2 separate regions of the Homo sapiens genome follow, and region 1 is linked to region 2. Evidence: chromatin loops called from intact Hi-C (ENCODE). Cell type or tissue: dorsolateral prefrontal cortex. All regions are shown on one strand. Each heading gives the region's core, and the rest is flanking DNA. Links, peaks and the distances in the headings are about the cores only.

Region 1 (14,179 bases), core at 2,845-7,844, 60 kb before region 2:
GACCCACCATGTGCTTTATGTCAGCACATCTTGCACAATTTTGTGGAATAAAGGTAGTTGTCTCTTTATCCTCCCCAATCTGTTATTCCAGCTCTGGCTGTGTAAATTCAAGGAGGAGAAAAAGCAAAAAGTAGTGGATAGTGGGAATAGTCAAATTGATTTTTGCATACATTTTTTGCATTTTCTAATTATCTTTTATAATGAGCATGTGTTTCTTTTATAATCTAAAAAAACTACCATTAAAAAAAAAACCCCAAACATCTCCAGTAACGACGAGTATACCTACTGCCCCAGATCTCAGGGTTTGTTTTTATTTGTTTTGTTTTGTTTTGAGACAGGGTCTTGCTCTGTTCCCCAGGCTGGTGTGCAGTGGTGTGATCACAGCTCACTATAGCCTTGACCTCCCCAGGCTCAAGCAGTCCTTTCACCACAGTCTCCTGAGTAGTGCCCAAATAATTTTTTTATTTTTGTAGAGACAGTCTTGCCATGTTGCCCAGGCTGGTCTGGAACTCCTGGGTTCAAGCAATCCTCCAGCCTCAGTCTTCCAGAGTGCTGGCATTTCAGGCATGAGCCACCATGCCCAGACCCCAGATCTTGGTTTATAATATCATTCTTTAATAAAAGGAACCAGGGCCCCTTAGAGAAGTGACTCATTCTAGGACTGCAGCAGGAAATATACAAGGCGAGCCTGCAGTATCTTGTGCCAGAAAGTAAGGAAATGTTCAGAAAACCCTACACTGATGGGGATATGTCAGAGAGACACAGGAGTCAACTGAAAGAACTCCGAATGGCCAAAGCTAGAAAATTTTGAGCAATAAATAAGGTAGTATTGATTTAACCCAAGTGTAAAATAAATATCCATGGGTCCATGTGGATATAAATAAATGATAGACTAAATAAATGAAAGACAAGAGGCAACTCTCTTTTGCAGAAGAATTTATTTTTTCTTTTTTTGAGACCGAGTCTTGCTCTGTCGCCCAGGCTGGAGTGCAGTGGTATGATCTGGGCGCACTGCAACCTCTGCCTCCTGGGTTCAAGCAAGTCTCCTGCCTCAGCCTGCTGAGCAGCTGGGACTACAGGCATGCACCACCACACCCAGCTAATTTTTGTATTTTTAGTAGAGACGGGGCTTCACCATAACGGCCAGGCTGGTCTTGAACTCCTGACCTCGTGATCCACCCTCCTCGACCTCCCAAAGTGCTGGGATTACAGGTGTGAGCCACTGCACCCGGCCAAGAAGAATTTCAAATAATTTATGTGGATATTCTGCTCTCAAGGAGGGTGAGCATAACTCCCCACTCCCTAAGTGTGGGCTGCACAGAATGACTTCCTTCCAAAGAGCACAGTATAGAAAGGGGAAAAAAGAGTAACTTTATAGCCAACACGACCTCAGCCAAGGTGATGAAGGTCAACATCAACAGTGATAATCTTGTTACTATGTCCCCTTGATGTGGAATGAAAATGGCACTTTGCCTCTGTGATCTTTCTCCCAAAACCCATAACCTCAGTCTAATCATGAGAACAATAGACAAATTCCAAAAGAGGGACATCCTTCAATATACCTGACCAGGGCTCCTTAAAACTGTCAAACCAGGAAAGCCTGAGTAACTGTCACAGCCAAGAGGAGCGTAAGGTGACATGATGACTAAATGTAACATGAAATCTTAGAACAAAAAAAAGACAATACGTTAAAAACTAGGAAGATCCGAATAAACTACAGACTTTAGGTCATAATAATGTATTAATCTTGCTTTATGAATTGTAACCAATTTACCATACTAATGTTAAGATGTTGCCGGGCGCGGTGGGTCACGCCTGTAATCCCAGCACTTTGAGAAGCTGAGGCAGGCAGATCTCGAGGTCAGGAGATTGAGACCATCCTGGCTAACACAGTGAAACCCTATCTCTACTAAAAATACAAAAAATTAGCCAGGCATGGTGGCACATGCCTATAATCCCAGCTACTCGGGAGGCTGAGGCAGGAGAATTGCTTGAACCTGGGAGGTGGAGGTGGAGTGAGTTGAGATCGTGCCACTGCACTCCAGCCTGGGCGACAGAGCAAGACTTCATCTCAAAAAAAAAAAAAAAAAAAAAAAAGTTAACAATAGAGAAAATTGGGTAAGGGTATACAAAAATACTCTCTCCTCAATTTTTTTATATAACTATAAAACTGTTCTACAAAATAAAGTCTATTTTAAAACAACCACCACCACCACCCAAGGAGGTCACCACAAGTCAATTCCATGAGGACAGGGCTTGTGTTGTTCACCTCTGCATCCCAGGACCTATACAAGAGCCTGACGTGTCAGCAGTAATGTCTGTTGAATGGGGGATTGTTACCTTGCATGGTATAATGGTGATGGGTATATGAAGCGTTTCATGTGTTTGGGTTTCTCTGCTTTGTAAAGTCAGTCCAGTTATGTCAGAACTGAAAAAGGCTTTAGAGATAATGTAGCCCAAACTGGAAACTGAGGCCCGGGGGGTCAAATGACTTGCCCAAGGTCACATAGCCATTAAGTGACACATAAACGTGTGTTCGCTCCACTGTATCACATGATTCAAGTCTCTAAGTCTCTTTCCGCAGCTGCAAAATGAGTATACTGTACAATAAAGGGTCTCAGGAAGATAAAATAACTTCCATGAAGTGTCTAGTGAACATTTTAAAATAGTGGCCAGTATGTTTGTTGAGATGCTGCTGCTGCTGCTGCTGCTACCTGATTTCAACATCTCTTTCTGCCTTTTCAATCCTCTCTCCTCTTCTGCCATACTCAAGGAAGTACAGAAGATCTGCCTTCTTCTTTCCCTTAAAAATATGCCCATCTCTTTTCTCCTTAATTTCTTTAGCTTGGACACAATGAAACCACTACAGTCATGGTAACTGATGCCGCTTGAGGCCCACAAAGGGAGTGAGATGTGCCCAAGATGTTTCTCTTCCACCACAGGCCTCATGCACCCTCTGCCCCCATAGGTTAGGGTGGAAGATGGCAAGGGGCCAAGGGAACAAGTCCCTCTTCCCTCAGAAGGGAAATGCACTGCATTTCAGGGATGTTATCTGGAAAGCTCTCCACCCAAGCAATGCCTGCCTCCAGAAAACTATAAATTAAAACAAAAATATATCCATGTTGATACAAACAAAGGAGACTAGTGGAAGGAGTCTTAAACAAATGCTCACCATGATCCTCCCTTTTCAGACTGTGCCTCTTGGCCACACAGGATGGTGCTCAATTGAGCTGGGGAGTGGGTGAGTCAGCTTCATGCTGGGGCAGTCCAGGCAGAGCTGAGGTGAGCCATCCTGGGCTGGCACTAGAGCCTAATTCAGATCATCATTTAGCAAATGTGCTGCCTCCCCCACGCCCTCCGCTGCAGAGCCTCCTACGTCTCTGGCCTTCAGGGGGGTCTGAGAGAGAGAGCAAGAGAAGAGGGAATGCATGAGTAGGAATGCAGTAAGCGGCTGAAAATGAGACACTCCATAATAGGAGGAAATTGTTCATGTTCAGAGCAATTTTGTCAAAACTGAACAATTATCTTTAAATAGCAAGCTTGAGGATGTACAAATAGCACTCATGAAATCAGCTCTGAGTGACTTCAGAGAATCGGCCCTCTCCTAAAGTCTCAATTTGTCTTTTCTGTGGGCTCATAAATTTCCATCCCTATTAGAGTACCATCCGGTGTGGAGAATGTTAACTATAATGTGTCCCCATAAAAGACTCAGTAAAAATCACTGCTGGCTCACCTCTGCTCTTAAGGAGCCCTCAACATTCACTCTTTGCCTTTAGAAAAATAAATAAGTTAAAAGTCACCTCCAGAGAGGAGTTCTTGTAGCTGTTAACCAGTTCTCTTGGGGCATATGGAACATTTTATTCTTGAAAGAAATCTGAGGTGCAAGCATCATTCCAAATTCATCTTGTGCTGGAGACAGAAAGGGTTTATTGGGGCGTGGTTCCTTCACTTCATGCCTCAAGAGAGCCTGCTCTCCACAAAGCCCCTGGGGGCCACAGACAAGAGTGGGGCCTGCACAGCATTGTTGAGAGTCCCGTGAGGCCAGAGCCACAGGCAAGAGCTGACCCAGCAGGAAAGGTGAGGCCCTCCAAGGCAGTCCTGGATGCCCCGAAAGAATAAGAGTGTGGGAAATTGACTCAGGCAACCCCTCTTTCCTTTCCTCCTTCTCCCCTCAAATTCCATTTAAACTCGTTCTAGTTATTAATGGACCCGTCACAGAGCATTTACACAGGAAGTGCACACATAAAGACTGGAGTAGTTACTTGGCAACTCTTAAGTGGGATAAGGTATGTTAAAAGGAAAACTTTCAACAAATTAAATTTAACAGAGTTTAATTAAGCAAAGAATGATTTGTGAATTGGACAGCCCCCACAACCAGAAGAGGTCCGGAGCAGCTCCAGGGTTGCCACATGGTTGGTTCACATTTATGGACAGAACAAAGAAAGTAACATACAGAAAAGGGAAGTGAGGACAGAAAGAGCTGGATTGGTTGCATATTTGCCTTATTTGAACACAGTGTGAACGGTTGGCCACCTGTGATTGGCTGACATATGGCTGCGGTAATTGCCTGAGACTTGGCTACTTGTTACAAGAGTGGGTCCCAGTCTGTTTACCAATCTAGTTAGGTTATAGTTCACTCTGCACAGAGAAACCTTTAGGCGGACTTTAAAATATGTAACAAGGCAGCACTGGGTTAAGCTTAATTTAACGAGTAGCAGGAGGCGGAGGTTGCAATGAGCTGAGATCGCACCATTGCACTCAAGCCTGGGCGACAGAGACAGACTCTGTCTCAATAAATAAATAAATAAATAAATAAATCATAATTTAATGGGTAGATCAATATGAAACAATGGCCAAGTACATCATGTGAAGTGAGTCATTTTCAGTATGAAGAATTTGATACAGTTTTTGTAAAAACAGATTCTATGTGTATTTTACATATATTTGTATGCATAGAGATAAATTACAAATGGCTTTATCTCAAATTATTTAGTTATTACTTCTAGGAGGTAGGGCTGAGGGAGGGAGGGAGGAGAATGCAGGACTCTTATTTTTGAGCTTATACTTTTCTAGATGAATTTTTTTTTTTAGACAGAGTCTCTGTCTGTTGCCCAGGTTGGAGTACAGTGTCACGATCTCGGCTCACTGCAACCTCCGCCTCCCGGGTTCAAGCAATTCTCCTGCCTCAGCCTCCTGAGTAGCTGGGATTACAGGCGCCCGTCACCATGCCCAGCTAATTTTTTTGCATGTTTAGTAGAGATGGGTTTTCACCATGTTGGCCAGGCTGGTCTCAAACTCCTGACCTCAGTTCATCTGCCGCCTTGGCCTCCCAAAGTGCTGGGATTACAGGCGTGAGCCACTGCGCCCAGCCTTAGATGTATTTTTACATCCAGTTCATAATATTGGAAAGAAGGCACTGCAGAGCAGTAGGTGGAAGGACCGTCTTTTCCATAAGTGGTGCCGAGCTAACTGCATATTCATATGGAAAAAATTAACCTTGGCCTTACCTCACCCCATATACAAAAATAAACTGCAGGTGGATTGTAGATCTAAACATTAACGGCAAAACACAAAAGCTTCTGCAACATACTATTTTCTTTTTCTTTTTTTCTTTCTTTCTTTCTTTTTTTTTTTTTTGAGACGGAGTCTTGCTCTGTTGCCCAGGCAGTCTCGCCCTGTCGCCCAGGCTAGAGTGCAGTGGCACGATCTCGGCTCACTGCAACCTCTGCCTCCCGGGTTCAAGTGATTCTTCTGCCTCAGCCTCCCAAGTAGCTGGGACTATAGGCATGCACCACCACACCCAGCTAATTTTTGTATTTTTTTTTTTTTTTAGTGGAGATGGGGTTTCACCGTGTTGGTCAGGTTGGTCTCGAACTCCCGACCTCAGGTGATCCACTTGCCTCGGCCTCCCAAAGTGCTGGGATTACAGGCGTGAGCCACCACACCCGGCCTCACAACATACTATTTTCATAACCTTGGGGTCATGGTTACATGGATGTGTATTTTAAAATATTTTGTTAAACTAAATTGTTTTATGAACTGTTCTGTATATTATATTTTGCCCCCAAAAAAAGGAGTTAAAAAAGAGAAAAAGAGCCTCAAAATCTGTTGAATAGGGGGTGGGAGAGAAATGTGTGCAGAGGATCTTGCAAAATCAGATAACTGTTGATTGTCATAATGCCCAAAAGACTGTGACTCACAGGCTTCTTAATGCTTTCTGCTATGGTCAGGAATTCATTTCCTTCACTGAGACTGCACAGGAAAACACAAAACCAAAACAAAACACAGGTAGAAGAGACTTCTCCAATTAACCCTCTTTAAACTTCCGAGCCACTTTTTATGTTGATAATTCTGAACTTGGTGAGAAGTGGGAGGATGGAGTAAATATAAGGTTGGACTTCATTCTCTCCCCTTTGCAAAAAAGAGGATAGAACTTCAAAAAGCGTTGAGGTTCTAACAGACGAGAACGAACAGACAAGACAACACCTCAGAGCCAGTGGTGTGGGGATGACACCTCCTGCTCAATTTCTCAGCTCTCCCACTGATCTAGAAAAAGGCTCCTCTGAAGCCAAGAAGGAAAAAGACATGATTAATTCAAGCACAAGTGGATCAAGACTAACAGGATTCTTTGCTGCCTCTTAGAGGTTTCCTTGATGCCAGCCCTAGAGGCAGAAATCAACCAGGATCACTCAGGAAACAAGATACCACTTAGTGACCCTGGTGAGGGAAGGCAGAGACCAGCTCCATGGGCCAGAGGGGACTTCTAGTAAAATCCTGTAAGGGTACAATTGATGGCAGGGACAAGAGTGGGAGGAGATGGGCCTAGATTTTCTTCATTTCAGTTGACGCTTCCAGAAAACACAGTTCTGGGGGTCTGGACTGTGCTGTGAAATGAAGGAGGAAAAGGAGTTAGTGTGGAAATATTAATACCACTTTAAACCCAGTGGTATTCACTCTCTATATAAATAAGTCCAAGTGTCTTTTGCTGAATTATACAGAACTGGTTAGGTGACTCTTAACAAATTTCAGAGTACATATGGGATGGTCTAACTTAAAATAGGCTACATGGTATAAATAAAATTTGCTTTGGAGGACCTCAGGGACATCTCAAAGAGAGAGTTCGTTTTTCTCCAGAACAGCTAAAACTGAGGTTCAACTAGAGGCCTCAGATGGAGGCCATATTTACTAAGACTACAGACAAATAATGGTTTTAAATATGAGCACCAGGCGGGGTGTGGTGGCTCACGCCTGTAATCCCAGCACTTTGGGAGGCCGAGGTGGGTGGATCACCTAGGGTTAGGACTTCAAAACCACCCTGGCCAACATGGTGAAACCCCATCTCTACCAAAAATACAAAAATTAGCCAGACGTGGTGGCGGGTGCCTGTAATCCCAGCTACTCGGGAGGCTGAGGCAGGAGAATTCCTTGAACCCAGGGGGTGGAGATTGCACTGAGCCAAGATTGCCCCACTGCACTCCAGCCTGGGTGACAGAGTGAGATTCTGCCTCAAATAAATAAATAAATAAGAGCACCAAATTGCAAGGAACGAGAGCAAGGCCTCCCATTGGCAGCCACTAACCTGACTTCTTGCAGTATCATGAGGGCCATTCTGTGCTGCAGGTCCTGGGGTGAATACGACAGGAATTTAGTAATTTAATGATGATCAGTGATTCTCCATAGCAACACTGGGTATGAATGTCTCTAAAATCACCTGTACATTCACTTTTATTTTCAAAGCATAACCATTGTATTACACCCCATATACCCATTGTATCCTAACCACCTTCCTAGAGGAGAAACTGTTAATGGAAATAGAGAATGAGATCCTAAGAGATCCAAGTCCATAGAGCCCACAGAAAAGCTGCACCAAAACTCTGGTGGGGGCTGAGTGAATAGCAGACAGGTGGAAGCATCTTGGGAGATGTCCACAGGGCCCGGGTGAGGGCTCCTTCATGTTTCTCAAGTCATGTGATTCAGATACACAGAGCAGAGGCTTTGGATGGGCACTGGGGCAGGTGAGGAAGAAATATTCCTTCCTGAAGTTCTCTCAAGATCTGCCTGTGATCCAAAATCCTTTCTGCTTCCTGGGCCTTGACTTATTCCAAAGATTTTTCCCTAATGAAGTGACTGTGTTGTTTCGATTGACAAGACCCCTAAGACTGCAAAAATCCATGCAAACAACATGTGGGCAAAATTTATGTACAATTTTAGCATTTCTTTTCATACAGGGTCTGTCCCCATTGGATCACCTCCCATCACGCCACACACGACGTGAATGACTTCGTGCTTCTCCATACCTGCATTGATCTCTGGGTCCATTGCCAGTTATAAACCTCCAAGGGCAATAGCCATGAGGTGATGTACAGTCAAGCATCACTTAATAACCAGGATACATTCTGAGAAATTTGTCGTTAGGCAATTTTTTCATTGCACGAACCTCACAGAGTGTACTTACACTAACCTAGATAGTAGCATCCAGTAAACACCTGGGCTATATGGTCTAGCCTATTGCTCCTAGGCTACAAACCTGTATAGCATGTTACTGTACTGAATATGTAGGCACTTGTAACACAATGGTAAGTGTTTTTGTATCTAAACATATCTAAACATAGGAGAGGTAATGCATTGTGCTACAGCATTACAATGGCTATGACAGACACTAGGCAATAGGAATTTTCCAGCTCCATTATAATCTTAAGGGACCACCATGGCACATGCAGCCCATTGTTGACCAAAAGTTGTTATGTGGTGAATGACTATAATTGGCTTTTCAGAGCAACCACTCACAAGGGGGTGTAGTATAGCTTACTAGACAAAACTGCAGCCGCTGCTCTGTTTTTTGCTCTTAGAAAACTGAGTACCTGATTTGGACAAAATCATAATAAAATTTAGATAGAGCCAACATTTGTCCTCTGGAAGTTTCTGACAAGATACAAGTCACCGTTATAATAGTCAAATGTCAAAGTGGTATATCTAACAAAATTAAAACAGACAGCTAGGAGTGAGAAGATTTAAGAAAATTCAGGTGGCCCAAAGGAAAGCCAAGACAAGACATTCTCTCCCGGCCTTTGGGCCTGGATTTTCATTTCAGCAGGTAACGAGGAGACCAAAGGCCTAGTTATTTATGGAGATCTGGGGCCACAGCAGAGCTCCTCATGGCAGGATAAGGCAGTGGAAAGCAGACTCAACGGTTAACCCACAGTCCTCCTCAGCAAGCTGGGAGAAGCAACTGATGCCACTTAGATGCTTAGACCGGGCCTTCTGGGAGAGATCTGGCCCAAGGAGCAGCCGGCAGCTTGACACAGTGACCAATTGGAAGCACAGCAGCCACACGCCATGAAACAAGGTGATCATCTTCACTCATTTCCTGAGGCCAGAGCCTTCCTTACGCAGGACATGGATACCCCAGTCCCAGCTGTGCTGAAGCGTCAGGAAGCCTCCCCCGACCCCACCCTGAACAACAGTGAGGGGGGTTAGGTGTCCTCAAAAGATCTACTCTGTCAACTGGAGTTGTTGAGAAACTCAGGAAAGGGAACTAAAAAGGATAAGAAAGTGGTGCATTCCAGTGTCTTCCTGTTCTCTGTTGCAGAGAGCCAGCTGGTGGACCGCAGAGACAGACTTCCAGCCAGGGCCAAGCCCTTCAGGAAGGGAGTCATGCACCAAACTCAGCTAACAGACCACCAGGGCACCACTGGGTCTCCTGCTGGGGAACAGCACACCTATGGGTGGGCTCTAGGGGTGGGGTGGCCTGGTTGCTGGTTCTGCTCTGCCACTTCTTAGCTGGACTTGAGCAATTTGTAACATTTCTTGGCTCAGTTTCTCCACCTGCACAATCAAAATATCACTACCTTCCTCCAAGATTGCATTAAGTGTGACAATTTATGTAAAGCACTTAGTCCAGTGCCTGGCACCTAGTAAGTACTGAATAGTGAAAACAATTTAAGTCTAACAAATCCACACACCATGACGTCAGACAAATTAGGCATCTTTCATTGCTGTTGTGAAAATTGCGCTAACTCTAAACTCTAACGTACATCTGGCTCACTGTCTTTCTGTAAGACCAGTCAGAGCAGCAGCTCCTTCCTTGGTAAAATACTTTAAAAAACTCCCATTCCTGGCTGGGCACCGGGGCTCACGCCTGTAATCCCAGTAGATTGGGAGGCTGAGGCGGGTGAATCACTTGAGGTCAGGAGTTCGAGACTAGCCTGGCCAACATGGTGAAACCCCATCTCTACTAAAAATACAAAATTAGCTGAGGGTGGTGGCAGACACCTGTAATCCCAGCTACTCTGGAGGCTGAGGCAGAAGAATCGCCTGGAGGCGGAGGATGCCATGAGCCGAGATCGTGCCACTGCACTCCAGCCTGTGCAACAGAGTGAGACTCTGTCTCAAAAAGCAAACAAACAAGAAACCCCAAAAACTCCCATTCCTGGGCACCCATTCTGATTTTCTTCCTCATTTACTTCCCTGCCCAATCGTTGTCTCTATGTTGCAATTTGTGGGGGTCAGTCAGAACTGCTTTTCTTCAGAAGCCACTCTTACCCGTTCAGTGACCTCATTCAGCTCATGCTAGGGCAGAATCCACAGCTCTTTCTCTGACGTTTCCACAGTGTGAAGACTCACACATCTAACTGCCTGCAGAACATCTCCACTTGGATCTTGTTAGATTGTGTGGGTTTCCCAGAAACAGACACCAAGACAGAGTTTGGGGCACAAGATAATCTATTAGGGATTAACACCTGTGAAAGGAAGGGGCTGGAGGCCTATTTGGCAGGGGGAAGAGGTGAACTGTGATATAGGCCTGTGGGAACCTTAGACAATCCAGCAGGGAGCAGGGGGAAGGGAGCAGGGAGCTCTGCAGCGAATACTGCCCAGGACATAGTTCCTGGGCTATATGGCCTAGCCTATTGCTCCTAGGCTACAAACCTGTATAGCATGTTACTGTACTGAATATGCAGGCACTTGTAACACAATGTTAAGTATTTCATCAGAGGTGCCCCGCATCAGGCCAAAGTGGCCCAGCCTTTGTGCCCCGACTTGCTCAGTCATGGATGCAAGCTGCCTTAAGAAGGGTGTGACCTCAGACAAAGTGGCTTTCTGCAGGCCAGTTGTGGCCAGGTGGAAGCCATCTACCAACTTCACTCCCCACAGCTGAGCAAGTCCCTCCTTGAAGGGGATCTGGGTGGGGTGTCTCCAAGTTTGCTAGATTATCTCCCAGCCATTTCAAATTCAACAAGTCCATAACCAAACCCTTGATTTTACCTGGCTCCCCAGTGTCCCCTTCCCACTCTTTCTTCTCTTACCACTTTGCTCAGGCCAAAACCAAAGTCCCAGCCTCTCTTCCACAAATGCCCCTTGGTCAATCTATCTACACATATCCTTCCATCGCTCCCTTCAGAATACGTCCAGAACCCAACCACTTCTCATCTCCTCCATGGTTCGACCCATACTCAGCCACACCCCAGCACCAACCCCACGGATAATCGCAGTAGCTCCATAGCTTCCTACCTAAGCGTTACCCCTGCCCACTTTTCTTGCTCTATTTTCTGCACATGCATTGGCGTGAAATATTTTTTATTTTATTTTATTAAATAGAGACAGGGTGTTGCTATGTTGGGCCTGATTATATTTTTAAAAAATAAAAAAGGGCCAGGTGCAGTGGCTCACACCTGTAGTCCCAGCACTTTGGGAGGCCAAGGCAGTAGGATCACTTGAGGCCAGGAATTTGAGACCAGTCTGGGCAACATAATGAGATGCTGTGTCTCTGTTTAAAAGATACATATAAGTTTAAAAAATATTTTCATTTATATACAATCAGATCGCCTCATATGTCTGCTCAAAGCCATTTGGTGGCTCCCATTCATACTCAGAATTAAACCCAGATTCCTTACTGTGGCCTATCAGCCCTGCATCATTCTGTCCCTCTCCTCAACATGATCAACTATTGCTCTTCCCCACATGACATCCTACTCCCTCATCACTCTCTAAACCAGAGCTGCCCAATACAGGAGCCACCAGTCTCATATGGCTACTGAGCAGGTGAAACCTGTGGCTAGTCCAAATTGAGATGCTGCCTGTATCAAATACATTGTTTCAGACTTAGTTCAGAAAAGAGAATGTAAAATTTCTTTTCTGTTTTTTTGAGACAATCTTCCTCTGTTGCCCAGGCTGGATTGCAGTGGCACGATCTTGGCTCACTGCAACCTCCGCCTCCTAGGTTCAAGTGATTCTTATGCCTCAGCCTCCTGAGTAACTGGGATTATAGGCATGTGCCACCACACCTGGCTAATTTTTGTATTTTTAGTAGAAATGGGGTTTCTCCATGTTGGTCAGGCTGCTCTCGAACTCCTTACCTCAAGTGATCCACTCACCTTGGCCTCTCAAAGTGCTGGGATTACAGGCATGAGCCACTGTGCCCAGTCCAAGAATCTAAAATTTCCCATTAATAATTTTTAAATATTGTTTGTAAATTGAAATAATATATTTAATATATTGGGTTAAATGCATTATTAATCTTTTCTTTTTTTTTTTTGAGACGGAGTTTCGCTCTTGGCTGGAGTGCAATGTCGCAATCTGGGCTCACCACAACCTCCACCTCCCGGGTTCAAGTGATTCTCCTGCCTCAGCCTCCCAAGTAGCTGGGATTACAGGCATGCACCACCATACCAGACTAATTTTGTAATTTTAGTAGAAACGGGGTTTTTCCATGTTGGTCAGGCTGGTCCTGAACTCCCGACCTCGGGTGATCCTCCCACCTCAGCCTCCCTATATTATTAATCTTAAGTCTAAATGTTCTATTAGAAAAGTTACAATCACATATGCAGCTTGCATTACATTGCTAATGGAACACGCTGCTCTAAACCAGGGATTGGCAAACTATGGGCAGTGGACAACTTCCAGCCCACTGTCTGTTTCTGTACAGCTGGTAAACAAGGAATGGTTTTCACATTTTTAAATGGCAGAAAAAAAATAATTTGTGATACGTGAACATTAATAAAATTCAAATTTCAGTGTCCATGAAGAGTTATATTGGAAAAGAGAACCTACAACCATTGCCTCTCCCGCTGCGTAAGTTCGGCAAAGGCTCACGCTTTTGTCTTTTGTTGGATGAATGACTACCAACACCTAGGACAGTGCCTGCACAAATTAGGTGCCCTATAAATATTTGTTGAGTCACTAAATTTTAAAATTCTAGATTATGGGGACTGTGTAGGAAGGACCTCATTCTTTAGAGAACATGAATTACCCACTACTACAACTCGCTGTGTCCATCCCTAAGCCAGAAGAGCGGAGGTTAAGACCCCAAGCAAGCCCACACGTAATGACACAGGAATGGAAAGCTGATGCTCGGCCTGGTCTCCTGCTGAGCCTGGACACAGGCATAGGCACTGCTGCAATGGCAAGAGAAGCTCAAAAAGTTTTAAAACAAAATACATTATTTTATTTCAATTCCATGATTTTAAAATGCTTTTTATTTTTTTCTTTTTGCCCCTTTTACAGGGGAGACGTAAAGCTGTCCCAGTTATCAAAAAATTCAAATCTCCTTTTCTTCTGTGGACTGGCTGTCAATGAGCTTTCATCCAGGGTGTCTCCCATGTTCTGGGAACTACTTCCAGATGTTCCTGAAGCACTTCCTGGGTCAAAGGACTCTGCTGCTTCCAGGAGCTCCATATCACTTCCTTCTTTCTCAAAGGACTTCTGGAATAGGTCGTAGATCTTCTGCTGCTTTGGGTCCTTCATCAGAGAAAGAAAACAAAAGATAAAAGGAAGAGCCCAGGCTCCAACACTGACTCTCCTCCACTAGGGCTGATGAGAGAATATAAAGATGAGAGACCACACATTTCATGGTGTCAGGGAGCTACACGATGGCAAGTGTGCATCATCTCAGCAAACCATCACTAAAGCAGCCTCACTGTTTTAGTGTCTGACATCTTACCCTCTCTGTGCTCATTGAGTTAGGAAAAAGAAATGGTTGTGAGTGCAACAAAGAAGCTGCTCTCACGCTATAATTTACATTGGAAATGTTTTCTCCCTTTGAACTTTCCAAATCATTATTTCAATACTGAAATAGCACCCAAGATCTCACTTCCTCCAAAGCCTTTCTCTACTAAGGGTCAGTTAAGGTATAATTCAACTTCTAAATCTCTATTTTTAAATTTATTTTTATTTTTATAATTTT
Region 2 (14,212 bases), core at 9,213-14,212:
AACAGAATCTGCCAGCTGACACTGCTCTCCCCTCTGGCCTGATAGGCAAAAAGCCATCTCAGACACACAGGGATTGCATTTTCTACTCCCCACTTCTCTAACATATGAAAAAATGGTCATTGCAGTGTTGCATGTAATAGCTGCAATTTGGTTACAAATCCATCAAAAGAGAACAGATAATACATATTATGATAAATTTATCCAATAGAATGCTATTTGCAAGAATGCGGTAGAAGTCATTTGGAACAACATGGAATGATTTTCAAGATACATTATTAAGGGGATAAAGGCAAGTGTAAAACAATGGTTGTAAAACACTCTAAGGAGGCAGAAAGGAAACACACACACTCGTACTTCCATAGGTGCAGGTTATTTTATGGAAGTAAACCTGAAAACTGGTAACTATAGCTGCCTTTGAGGAAAGAGACTGGGGACTAGGGAACCTAGAGGGGTTGAAAGACTTATTTTTCACTGTCCATCCTTTTGTATTGTTTGAATTTTTTTTTTTTTTTTTTTTTGAGACAGAGTCTAGCTGTGTTGCTCAGGCTGGAGTGCAGTGGTGCGATCTCCGCTCAGGGCAACCTCCGCCTCTCAGGTTCAAGTGATTCTCCCACCTCAGCCTCCCAAGTAGCTGGGATTACAGGTGTGTGCCACCATGCCTGGCTAATTTTTGTATTTTTAGTAGAGATGGGGTTTCGCCATTTTGGCCAGGCTGGTCTCAAACTCCTGACCTCGGGTGATCCTCCTGCTTCAGGCCTCCCAAAGTGTTAGGATTACAGGCATGAGCCACTGCGCCCGGCCCCATTTGAATTTATCATCTATTTAAACTACTTTAATAACAAAGGAAAAAGAAAAAAACCTTATACCTTTTAGCCACTATCTCATCCAGCCAATCAACAGAGATATAAAAAGTACTCTCTACTTACAGAAAAAGAGAAACAGCTGCTTCTTAGGAAAGAATGGTAGGACTCTAGGGGCCTTTCCCTTTGAAAAATTTTTAATTTTGTTATTACACTAGTTTAACAATAAAAGCCAGTGTAGACAAAAGACAACTAAACTAAACCAAAAAACCCCAAACACACACCTCACTGTTTAAAAGAGTGCCAGTAATCCTGAGGGCGGAGTCATGTGGGAAAAAAAAGCCTCTGATTGAAGACTGAATGGGAGTGAAGATTGTTATGCCTGGCCAGACTGGACTTCAGAGGCCTCCCCTAAAAAGGTCAAATGAAAACTGACCTGGCAATTCTGATTGTAGGAATTTGTCCTAATAGGATAAATATGCAAGGTACATATAGATGATGTTCACTTGCAGAATTATTTATAATAGCAAAAATGGAAAACAACCGCATGTCTGATACTGAGGATTAAATTATGGGATGTGTCTCCACTATGTAAATGCTCCATAGTTATTGAAAAATGATGATCTTGCTCAATAATTGACATGCTGGAAAAATAAGCTGTTAACAGTGGCTTTTTCTGTTGGAGGGATTAAAGGTAATTTTAACTTTGTTCTTTTTAGCTTCTATCTGGTCTACTTTCATATATTTATATATAAAAATAGATTTACCTCATTTAGGATTAGTAGCCCCAGCCAATAGTGCTGTGGGGGAAGAAAAATGTCACGTTTCCCAGGGGACAGTGACACCAATTTCTTACAATCTAACACACCTTCTCTCTGCTGACTGCTATTGCTATTTACAAAATCCACATTTTTCTGGACACGATCTGGCCCTGCTATCCAACGAACTGTATGATTTAATCTAAATACCTCATTATGCCTATTTGCTGAAAATATGCTTGTAATATTAATTATCAGAATATAGTTCTAAGAGATGTTCATATTAGAGGAACAATCAAGTGGTATTAAATTAGGTCCTTATATGGCTTTTCAAAGACATACTTTACTTTTTCCCAACTATCTTATTATTCCAAAAACATTTAGATTCATTTCCTTATTTAGATTGGTGGTTCTCCATGGGGTTGGAGAAGGGCAAGGTGAGTAGAGAGTGATTTGTCCTCCCTCAGAGGACATTCGGTGGCATCTGGAGACAATTTTGGTTGTCATGACTGGGGAGGAACTGCTGGCATCTAGTGGGTAGAGGCCACGGATGCTGCTAAACATCCTAAAATGCACACAACAGCCCCCCAACAACAGAGTCATCCAGCCCAAAATGTCAACAGTACCATGGTTGAGAGACTCCAATCTAGACGAAAATACAATAAGACAGAGATGAAAGGTTCGGTTAACAGAATAGCACAGAATGCTCCATCCCACTCCTTCAGCCCAATCCTGCCACAGTCCAGCATTATATGAAGTCAACGTTGCGGAAGAGCGTGGCCCCAAGACACCTTCATAAACACAGGCCATGTTCATGAGGCTTATTTTAAAATATTAATTCATCCAAGTTCTACAGCAAATGCAGAGTAGTACATATTAGTTAGCAGTTTAGAGATTTCTTTTAAACATGTCACTTTGAAACACACTCAAGATATTAAAGAGGTATATGCTGCTTCCAAAGGTCTGGCTGAGAGGCACACATTTCAGAAACCACTATCTGGCTCAGCTTGCCCAGCCAGGCAATGACTACATTAACAAGTGGTTGCTAGAAGCTTTCACATTGTATCTTTAATGATAGAATCTATCTATTGTGCATTTTCTTTTGTCTAAACAATCAGGAGTAAAGATTTAATTTAGTTATGGCTGAAATACTGAAACCAAAATACCTAACCCTATTGTTTTCCTATGGAAAGCATATTAAGGCCTCCCAAAAGAAGGGTCATCAACCTAGGAAAAACATTTTATTTAAATGTGTCCATCAATGGCTATTGACATATAAATATTTATAGGTAATACTGGCAGAGAATCAAGCTTTTTTTTTTTTTTTCTTTTTTTGAGACAGAGTCTCACTCTGTCACCCAGGCTGGAGTGCAGTGGCACAATCTCGGCTCACTGCAATCTCTGCCTCCCAGGTTCAAGCGATTCTCCTGCCTCAGCTTGGTGTGCACCACCATGCCTGGCTCATTTTTGTATTTTTAGTACAGACGGGATTTCGTCATGTTGCTCAGACTGGTCTCAAACTCCTGGTCTCAAGTGACCCACATGCCTCGGCCTCCCAAAGTGCTGGGATTACAGGCGTGAGCCACCACCCCAGCAAAACCAAGCTTTTGCAGTAAAAGACTTTTATTCTTTGGTTTGGCACATGACATGACCCTGCCTTGGAAGATGTATCATATTCCGTTATTCCTAAACACATGAAAACTTGAAATGAGTGGACACTTACGTGTGTTTTGTGAGGAAATGTTAAGATTAATGTTCAAATGCTAAGCTTCATTAACATTCAGCGTATTTGTTTTCCCTAGTTTAGGTAAAAGTTAAAGCTTCTTTTAATCAATAAAAGCCATAGTTTTAAAATGCTGGTACAACACAAAGGTTGCTTTGAGCACAAGAAAAACACACACTTTGGTTTGCTCAGTCTACACAAACCAAAGTGGATACCTCCAAAGTAATCTGTGAGAAACTTCTAACTTGTTACAAGAGAAAAGGCTACTTTTCTAATTGTACTTCTCCTTCCCTCTTACAATAATAGGAAAAAAATCATCCCCCCCCCCCATAATGGAAGGAAATTTGGAGGACTACCCTCTGTTGGGATGGGGGACTAAGAAACCAAACACAGAAGAGAGAGACAGATGAAATACAGAGCCTATATTGCACATCAGAACATGCTTAAAGACTAGAATCTGCATCACATACCCACGCCTGCTTGCTGTGAAGCCAGAACTCACACCCGCCAAAGCACTCAGAAATGAGTTTAGGCCACCACAGGGAGGAAGGGGGATGGCTGCCCCTTCTGTCAACCAAAGAGGCTCAGGGTAGCCACAGAAAACAGTATCAGCTTTTAAGGCCCATCTTAGCTTTGCCAGTGTATCTCGCTGACCCCGCCAGCCCTTGCTCAGTTCTGTTTGTATTAGGTTGATGCAAAAGTAATTGCGTTTTTTTGCCATTACTTTCATTAATACAACTCGTCTTCCCTGATTTCCAGCATCTAGGCAGCTTTGCCACTACAAGTGACTTAGAAGACAGGCAGTTTTTTCTAAGCTAATTAGTGGACAAGCTGCTAGAGGCTCTCTCTTATCTAAGTAGGAAGCCAGAGGAGGATTCTGGAGTCCAATGCCCACCCAGCCTCAACAGTCTTGACCTTCGAGAGACAAAGGCAGCACTACTGACTACTAGTACTGCCTACTAGTTCCTTAGCAGGATGTTAGGAAGAAAGATGAAATTGGTACCACAGCCCTAAGGAGAGAGACAGATGCCCTAAGTCAATGCCAAGTCATGACCATGGCCCACAGGTCTATACTTGCAACCCCTGCTGGACTAGGACGACATGCAAGCCTGAGCAAAATATTATGGGATGCCAATGCTCAGTGGGCTCAGTTCTCAGAAGTACTCACCTTTAGGACCGGCATAGCTGCTCGACAGCGGGCAGTCCTACTGTTTTTGAGGAAGTGAGATTCATCCTGAAAAGAAGTAGCCACATAAGTGTACAAGATCCAATCCTGAGTGGACAGAAATATGGGTCACTTTAGGCTTGACCCTGGCATGGCAAGTGCAAGGTGGATGCTCCCTTAGCACTTTCTCATTCAAGGAGATGGCTCACTGGGCCTAGGTCAGGACCCAGGGGTCTGGTGGCAGCTTCTCTACTGCATTCTGAGCAAGTTGCTTCAGCTCTCTGGGGACAATTTTCCATCTATAAAGTGGGATTCATGAATCCCTGCTCCGCCCACCTCAGAGGCTGCTCAAAGAAACCACTAGAAGGTGGTTTGCTGCTTTGTAAGAGGCACCTCCCACCTGTGGAGCACTAGACCAAGTGCCCCATAATGGGCCCTGCACTGGTGCAAAGCTCTGGGGTGTCCAGCCCCTGCCCTCAGGGGCTCAGGGTGCAGGAAGGATGCCAGACACACTGACAACCGATCAGGCTGTATTATCAGTACTGTCACTGAGGCGAGTGTAAACAAAGTGCTGGGGAAACTGAGAGACGGAAAGAAGACGATATGATTCCTATTCTCAAGGAACTGCTATGTTTAGAACATGAAGTCTGATTAACCACTCTGTATCTGTGCATAAGCAAATACATACATATATATATATATAGTTTGTTTTTCTTTATTCTTTTTTTCTTTTTGTTGCATAAGCAAATATAGAGTTGATCATATTTTCTAAAGCCAAATGAGTAACTAATACATGAGTATTTAAGTGGAAATTTTCTAGTTTGGTACAGAGTCAAATTCCTTGCTGTGTGACTCTGAGCAACCACCTCTCTGTAATGCCAGTTTTGCTGTCTGTAAAATGGGTATCATAATTCCTTATGTATTAGGTTGCTGTGAGTCTGAAATGAGCTAACACATGTGAAGTCCTTAGCACAGCCCTGTTACTCAGTAAGCACTCAATGGTATCAGCCTTCCTATAGCTGGGATACCAGTGAGATCCCAACGCTGTCCTTAAAGATGATCTATAAGAAATCCCCTATTCCATTTCAGCTATCATGAGCAAAAAGGGCCACAAAAGCACAGCAGAGGGGAGTGTGAAATAACCCTCAAAATATCAAGAAAGTATCCTGTCCAGAAAGCTGGAGTGTTACGGTCATATGCCTTTCTGATCATGAGACCTCATTACAGTCAAGTAAAATGTATTTATGGAGAAAAAACACAGAAAGTACAGAGGATATGGAAGAGAATGGGCCCTTTCAACCAATGGGTAAAAATGTGCCAATACTGGAACAAATCTCAAAGAATGGTTTAAACTGAAGCCTCTTCTGAAAAGTGTGACACTTCAGAGCCATCACTCTATTCTTTCTTACAACATTTCTCTGAAAGAAAGAGGACAGAGCTCTTACTTAACTGAAGAACAAACCAACAATGGTGGTAAGTGGCTTGCCAAAAATCATACAGCAGGTTAAGTGATGGGCCAGAAAGAGAAGAACATGAATTCTGAAGGCAGACGCAACCCAGCTTTATTCAATAACCTCCAACTTGCTAGCTTTGTGCCTATGGGCAAATTTATGTACCCACTCTCACTGCCAGTTTCATCAGCTGTGAAATGGATAATTCACAAGGATAAAAGATAAAGCCTACTCAGGGGCCACTGGGAAAATAGATGATTATATGTCAGTACCTAACACAAGGCAACACTCAAGAATTGAAAGCATTATTCTTCCCACACACTGTAGAGCCATCCCCATCATCCTGGGAAACTTCTTGGAATGTTTTCATTTCACATGTATGCTGACATCTTTTCAAAGCCACACTTGAATTTGTGCCGAACCAAAAATGACTCCCCCAAAGACTCATTACCTATATCACTTTGCAAAACTATCAACACTCAAGTTTGCTTATGCTAAGAACACAGTGTGGTTCTCATGTCCAAAACAGAATAATAGATCCCCTGAGGTCAGTAACGGTATCTTCTCCTTCCTTTCTCTAAGCTCCCACAATATTTGTGTGAGTTATGTAAATATACTCAGTACTGACAGAGATGGCTGGGTACCAAGTCTGTCTAGACTTTCCTTAGGAAGTATGTGAGGAGTTAAAAGTAGGAAAGCCTGCAATTGAAAGATATGTTGTCAAATCTGGAAGCAGGTCCAGTCAGACCTTCTTTAAAAAACAATTAGAGGCCGGGCAAGGTGGCTCATGCCTGTAATCCCAGCACTTTGGGAGGCCAAGGTGGGTGGATCACCTGAGGTCAGGAGTTCGAGACTAGCTTGGCCAACATGGTGAAACCCCGTCTCTACTAAAAATACAAAACTTAGCTGGGCGTGGTGGCAAGTGCCTGTAATCCCAGCTACTTGGGGAGCTGAGGCAAGAGAATTGCTTGAACCCGGGAGGCAGAGGTTGCAGTGAGCCGAGATCACGCCACTGCACTCCAGCCTGGGTGACAAGAGTGAAACTCTGTCTCAAAAAAAACAACACAGAAAAACCTCCAAAAAACAGTTAGAGTAAAAAGTGCTTTTGTGGGGTGGGGGTGTATCTTCACATTGGCTGGAAGAAAACTCAATTGTTTGAGTAAGATGGCACCAGATGTAGGCACACCCCCTTGCCGTCCAGGTTGTAGTACCCAGAGCCCCCAGGTGGCCTGGGGTCCACATGCTGGCCTCCATCCATGAGTCACGCTGGGAAAGAGATGAGCTAGAAATCCCCAGCAAAGACTAATTAAATCACAATTTCAAAAAAAGCTCCCTAAGAGATTCTAGTACGTAGCCAGAGTTGAGAATGGCTATTTGAGGGGAATGAATTTCCAGTTCCCCACAAAATAAAGACAGTGATTTCTATTCTTCTAGAAACTAAATGGGGCTCAAGGAGATTACAGACATGAAAGTTCTCAGAGCTTTTACAAAGAAAGTTTCCAGAGAGATAAAGTACTTAAAGACTTTGCCAAGTTTCTTACAATGATGACAACTTTAAAAGGGGTTTTTAGCTGTTTTTCCAACTTGCTAAGAAGGTCAAAGCTGACAATGTTGATCAGGCCAGCTGTCAGGCGGTCCTTCCCAGTCACCACGACGTTGATGCAATCTGGGCTCAGAGATGGCAGCCACCGAAGGAAGGCCTGTGGATGACAGGAGGGAACAAAGCTACAATGACCACCCAGCACAGCAGCTGTTGGTTGTGACAGCAGCAGTCTCATGCCCATCAACAGCCATCACCTCTACCTTCCTCTCACCTACCTGTGCCCCTTCACTTGCCACTAACAGGACACTCCCTTTTTTGTTTTTTTAAGAGTTGGGGGAGACGGGTGCGGTCGCTCACACCTGTAATCCCAGCACTTTGGGAGGCTGAGGAGGGCGGATCACCTGAGATCGGGAGTTTGAGACCAGGCTGACCAACACGGAGAAATCCCATCTCTACTAAAAATACAAAATTAGCTGGGCATGGTGGTGCATGCCTGTAATCCCAGCTACTCGGAAGGCTGAGGCAGGAGAATCGCTTGAACCCGGGAAGTGGAGGTTGTGGTGAGACGAGATCGCGCCATTGCACTCCGGCCTGGGCAACAAGAGAGAAACCTCGGGTCTCAGAAAAAAAAAAAAAAAAAAAATAGAGAGTTGTGTTGGTCTCACTTTGTTGCCCAGGCTGGAGTACAGTGGCACCATCACAGCTTACTGCAGCCTCAAACTCCTAGGCTCAAGTGATCCTCCCGCCTCAGCCTCCCAAGTTGCTGGGACTACAGGTGCACACCACCATACTTGGCTAATTTCTTTCTTTCTTTTTTTTTTTCAAAGAGATGGGTCTCAGTATGTTGTTCAGACTGGTCTTGAAGTACTGGCCTCAAGCAATCCTCCTGCCACAGCTTCCCAAGTTGCTGAGACTACAGGCCTGAACCACCATGCCTCGCTATCTCCCTGCCTTTGTCAACAGTCACTTCACAGTGTCTGGGTTTCATTTCTGTGATCTCTAACTAGATGGTAAGTTTCTGCAGGGAAAGAATGCGACTCTTTTTAAGAGGAATTTTATGAACGATGTAGCAGAGCCTGGTACACTGAAGGCAAATCATAAACATTTATTGATGATGACGAGACTACTTATGTCGATATTTCTACAAATCTACCTTCTCTCTCTGGCAATCTGAGCATCTCTAGCCAAACCCACCCAGGCATCTGGGTGCTCACCTGCCTCACATGGGGTGACACTGTTCAATACAGGGAGGGCTGGCCTTTTCTCTAACCTCAGGCTGGTCACCGTCTGGCTGACTCTTCCTAGAATTTCTGAGGGTGCTGTGGGAACCTAACGCACACAAAATATGTTCTGAAGATTACTTTCTACAGGCACTGGCAGAATTCACAAGACTTGGGAGGCCAAGGCAGAAGGATCACTTGACCTCAGGAGTTCAAGACCAGCCTGGGCAACATAATGAGACCCTGTCTCATTAAAAAATAAAATAAAAAATTAAAATTAAAAAAAAAAAGAACTCAGATCACCAGGACAGAAAAAAAACAAGGTGCACATTTTTTAGTGTTTTTTTTTTTTGCCATCTCTTCGGTCAGAATAGCACATCTGGGCCTTGGACTGACCGGCAGTAGGAGGAGCTGCCTCTTCTGCATGAATGGCTCATGGAGGCCTCAGGAAGAAGTCCCAGGCTGACGTCAGTGGCATAAAGCTAGAAAAAGCTGTGGACGATGGACCAGGTCTTCCTTCTTCACTGAGTTTGTTCATGGGCTTTTTATTCATTTCACAAAAGCACTCTGATTCCTGGATTTACAGCAAAAAAAGCTCAAGGGTGAGTGATACAGTTTTCTTGTCAGGCTCTGGATCCATAAAGCTACCTGGCAGACAGTGAACATCCCACTCACTCCCCCCTCTACAGAGTGCAAAACCCCTGAGTTGGGAAGTCAGAAGATGCCACATCAAGATCCGCCAGGGCTCCTCATTAAGAGGAAGCATGGAGCTTAACCTCTGAGATTCCATTTTCTCATCTATAAATGGGGTTACTATCTATTGTACCTACTGCACAGGACTGTCATGGGATTGAGGAAAATACAGGAGGTAAAAATATTTTAAAAATTAAGTGTGGGCCGGGCACAGTGGCTCCTGTAATCCCAGCACTTTGGGAGGCCAAGACAGGTGGATCACTTGAACCCAGGAGTTTGGGACCAGCCTGGGCAACATGGCAAAACCTCATCTTTACAAAAAGTACAAAAACTAGCCAGTCTCATAATCCAGTTTCAAAATAAATAAAAATTTTAAAAAACAATAAAAAAGAAAAATAAAAAAAAATTAAGTGTGGTACAGATGAAAAGTATTATTAGCAGGGCACAGAGGTCCCAGAAGTGCCTGCTGACAGATGAACACAAGTCTCTAAGCCGGTTTCTCCTTGGCTTTCTTCCCTCAAGGTGTAACCTGATTCTAATCCAGAAAACCCCCAGCCTGCCCTCAGGTGGCATCTCATCTCTCTTCCTGCCTTTGCCTTTACTTGAGACAGGATCCTTAAAGATCCCTAGGCCCTGTCTGCAAACCATTATTTTATGACTCTAACACTGAAGAAAACCTTCTCTGTGAAAACTGCAATTTGAAGACCATTAACCTGCTCCCAGGTGAAGCGCACGGAGGATGGCACCACCACCAGGAGCGGCCACTCCTTCCGGTAAAAGGCTGCGATGCAGATGGCTTGGATGGTCTTCCCCAGGCCCATGTCGTCAGCGAGCAGCAGGCGGCCTCCTTTGGCTATGGCAAAACTGAAGGCAGACAAGGTGAGGATGGCACATTTCCCGGGGCATGAGTTCATCTGCCCTCATGTCCGGTGGGTCAGCACTGCTGGGTGAAGGCCACTTCACTGGCCAGCCCGGGCCCAGCCCACCACCAGACTTGCTCCCCAGAAGGAAAGGTACATAGGCCAAATAGGGAGCAGAATAAAAAAGAGAGAGAGAGAGAGAGAAAGCCCAAAAAGGAAAAATGTGGAATGTGGTCAAAAGGGAGAAGATCTGGAAGATGATTAGGTCGTGGAGGCCAAAGAAGGAAGTTTCCAGTGAGAGGAGTTGCCTCGGCCCACTGTAGGCAGGGCACAGGGGACGTACATGGAGGAGGGTGGTGGGAGTCCAGGACTAGCACTGAGGAGGGCATGCTTACTCACTCCAGAGTCTGCCTTGAAAGGAAGGAAAGGGTCGGGCGCGGTGGCTCATGCCTGTAATCCCAGCACTTTGAGAGGCTGAGTGGGGCGGATCACCTGAGGTCAGGAGTTTGACACCAGCCTGACCAACATGGTGAAACCCCATCTCTACAGGCACATGCCCGTAGTCCCAGCTACTTGGGAGGCTGAGGCAGGAGAATCGCTTGAACCCGGGAGGCAGAGGTTGCAATGAACCGAGATCACACCATTGCACTCCAGCCTGGGCAACAAAAGCGAAACTCCATCTGAAAAAAAAGAAAAAAAGAAAGGAAGGAAGGAAAGAAGAGCTGGTAGGGTGAAAAGAAGGCTTTCTGAAGATCAGAGAGTACTCAGTATGCATAAAGGCAGAGAAAGGGGCTGGCAAAGACAGAAGATGCTGCTAATGAGGACAGAGGCGAGAAAAGGATGGGAGGAAGGGTGCTTGTCCAACAGGAAGCACCAACCTCAGCACTGAGTTTTTCACTATGGCAGCCTCCAGGACCCTAAAGCCCTTAAGTGCAGCATCCCTTGCTAATAGTTCATGAATAAAGGTGTATTCCACTATTTCAGAGCCAGATTGGCTGGGGTTGGAGTCCCAATTCCATCACTCAGCAGCTGTACACCTTCATGCACATGATTTAACCTCCCTATGCCTCAGCCCCCTCAGCAGTAAGAAGGGAGTAATAACAGTACCTATCTCATGGAGCTGTGGGAGGGTTAATAAAGCTAATACTGAAAACAGTGGTTGGCAACATCATAAGTGCTAAGGAAGTGCTTCTATCATAACTACTATTCCACAAAAAGAAAAAGAATCAAAACACAAACAGTAAAAATGACTTGCTCGTGTCGCATGATGAAACAGTGAAAAGCTAAAAGGATCCCAAGTGCCAGATGTCTGGTCCTCTGTGCCAAATACTAGTCTTCTTTCATCTAATCTCTGAAAAATAGATCATTTGCTCAGAATCCTGATAATAAGCCGCTGGGATAGTTCTTTCTCTTTCCTTCTCACACAGTGAAAACAGAGAATGTCACCTCTTCTAATCAGCAGCTAGCAGGGCGGACAAGAAGTCTAGGCTGCACTTGCCCTTTCTGAATTGCCTGGAAACACCGTTTCCAAAGATGGAAAACTGGGCAGCAAATCCCCAGGCAGCCCGAAGCCAGTAGAGTGTGGGGACAACAGGCATCATGGCGTGGCACCCTTCTGTTCTCCCTGCAGCCTGGGCGGGGGCCTGCCTAGGAGAGGGGGCAGCCCTTCCCAAAGCCCAGCTTTGGCGGCCTCACCCTCCACTGGGGAGGAACGGAGCCGAGCAGTGGGCTGCCTCACCTCTCCAGAACAGGCGCAGCCTCCTCCCTGTACACCCACCTCTATGAAATCTTCTGGACCATTTCTGGGATCAACCCACAACACAGACAGATGGGGGGAGGGCAGGTGTGAAAAGATGTATTTTTTACCTCACTTTCTGATTTACAAAATTGGTGGCCAGCGAGGACAGGCAGTACCTAAGCAACGGAATCCATGGAGAGCCCCACGCCCTTTGAGCGTCTTTTGTTTCAGCCTTCTCAGCTTTACCATCTATAATTTCCAGAAGTTTGGTCTATCCGCATCCTTAGAGCAGAATGGACCCCCTGAATTTCACATTCTCTCCTTTTTCCCCTGCCTAGAGGGAGCCCAACTAAGGAACAAAGTGGCCAAAAAATGACAACAAAGACAGAAAAAGCCTGGATAACAGAGGAACAATAACATAAGTAAATGTCATCCTCCACAGGGCAGTTGAATACAATAGAAAAAAATGTCATACTCAGAAATTAATCAATCAGAAAACACAGATTTAAGCCCCAACTCCACTTCTGACTGCTGAATAACTTTAGGCAACTGACTGCCTTTCTAAGCCTCAATTCATTCACCTGCTGAAGAGGGTGACTTGGATATTAGAAGATGCTGATATTTCTAAGAGATTTTGCTTTATAAATTAATGGGTGTGTTCAATTGTAGTTCTTGCATTAAAGAAAACAAAACAAAACATAGAATTGACAGCCCTCCTCCCCCAATGCCAAACCCCCACCTCTTCAGACTATGAAAGTTAAAATCTGAGTTTATTTAGAAAATTCTGAAGAAAGATTACAAGTACTTTAGAGCCACAGAGAGAGAAACAGATCTGCCCTGGGGCGCCTCACACACAGAGCCTCTCTCAGGGGTAATGGGGTAACTGGTAAAACCAGCACCCAACACGTGGGCCCAAGGATGGCTAACAGTGCCACGAAGAACTTGGATGCTGAAGGCAGGGGCTGCCCAGGGGGTGGGGCTGGGCAACCTCTACTGCAGCTTTAATAAAGAGGCCCAGAGAAAGAAAGATGAAAGGAAAAAACCACCCTGAGCCTGGTTAAAACAAGGCCCAAAGGACATCTCACCAGCTGGAGCATTGGAATGGCAATGCCAGAGGAGGTTTTGCAGAGTGTGCTATGTAAGAGAGATGGAAGGAAATGAAGAAAAGAATTAGGGGGAAGGGCTGGGGCCAGGTAACATAATAAAGTGCACTGTGCCCAAACGGCACACCGAGACCCAAATCCTGCCAGAGACGGTAGCCAAGCTTTCACCAAAATACCACAATCAGGCTTCGAGCAGGCAGGCTGTTGTGGTTTGTCAGTGCCATTGTTAATTTAGGTTCCTTCCCTTGCACAGGGCTCTATGTTCAACTACACTGTCTAATAACAGCTTCTTATTTCTAGACAGACTATCAAGACTTCCTCTTTCTTCTCCTTGAACTCCCATATTTTTAAGAGAAGGCTAGTTCAAATACGGCATTTTGCTTCTCCCAAGAAACTCTGGAAAAAAAGGAAAGATCAGGATGTAGGTTTATCTTTTTTCTTCCTCTAATAAGAGCACCTTGACTTTCTTTTGGAGAACTGCCACCTCCCACTTTCAATCCCAGTAATTTAGGTGGGCAGGCCTTACCCTCTGGTTCTAGGGACAGGCCTATCACCAAGTCTAATCAACAAGACCTCAAGCCTCCAAGGCCACAAAGACTGGCTCCAACATTGGTACCAGACTTAAGCCATTGCAGTGTTAGCCCCATTAGAAAAATGGTGCTTCTGTGTGTTGCTAAGCTGAGAATGCAAGCTGGAAGCCCCTGGCGGCCCGAGCTGCCACACTTGAGTAACACCTGCTTGGGAACAGAGCAAACAAACAGAAAGCAGATCTGAGAGAGGAGAGCAGCCTGATGAGATCTTTAGAGATGCTGGATTTTCTCTTACAGGCACTGAGAAATCTCTTTCCTTAAGCTAATTTGAATTGGGTTTCTGCATAGCTGCAATTCAGAGTCTTGATTAACCCATGGAATTTGAAATCAATGGTTACAATAAAGCTTTGGTAACAGCACACCTGGCTGTTTAATGCCTAGACTCTTCTAAATTTTCATCTATCCATGGTAAATAAAAGTTCATAAAACAGGAAGCATCTGAATGCAGTCTGTGGTGAGTAATGAAATTTGAGCAACAGAGGAAGAGAGAGGAAGATCAAGAACCTACTTGACTCCAGCTCTCTGAAAGGGCATCAGATTAGACACGAGCTTGGGGTCCACTTCAGAA

The links. Hi-C counts contacts between places; a loop is a spot of excess contacts. Peaks named below come from ENCODE experiments on the same cell type or tissue, not always from the same donor. Only the 100,000 strongest peaks of a DNase experiment are listed, where the experiment ranks them.
Region 1: a loop joins it to region 2, with 8 times the contacts of the local background. A loop is called at or near these places in 3 of 110 quality-filtered maps.

Annotation. Positions count from the first base shown.
Region 1 is chr2:216,482,293-216,496,471 of GRCh38, reverse strand. RPL37A-DT (RPL37A divergent transcript) reads left to right here. Exons shown (of 4, transcript NR_183317.1): 2 at 8,229-8,355; 3 at 9,092-9,346; 4 at 12,536-13,015. It overlaps SMARCAL1 (SNF2 related chromatin remodeling annealing helicase 1), which reads right to left. Exons shown (of 18, transcript NM_014140.4): 18 at 13,419-13,734. The coding sequence ends at 13,495. Among named protein-coding and RNA genes, the nearest start is that of RPL37A-DT, 9.4 kb to the left of the region's middle. RefSeq lists a silencer at 314-383 and an enhancer at 3,846-3,905. In dorsolateral prefrontal cortex, for the core only: no CTCF peak of the experiment used is centred there; a DNase peak (open chromatin) is centred at 3,341; H3K27ac peaks cover 3,167 bases.
Region 2 is chr2:216,428,723-216,442,934 of GRCh38, reverse strand. It overlaps SMARCAL1 (SNF2 related chromatin remodeling annealing helicase 1), which reads right to left. Exons shown (of 18, transcript NM_014140.4): 7 at 14,153-14,212; 8 at 10,067-10,217; 9 at 7,439-7,597; 10 at 4,450-4,515. Among named protein-coding and RNA genes, the nearest start is that of SMARCAL1-AS1, 23 kb to the right of the region's middle. In dorsolateral prefrontal cortex, for the core only: no CTCF peak of the experiment used is centred there; no DNase peak of the experiment used is centred there; H3K4me3 peaks cover 366 bases; H3K27ac peaks cover 3,691 bases.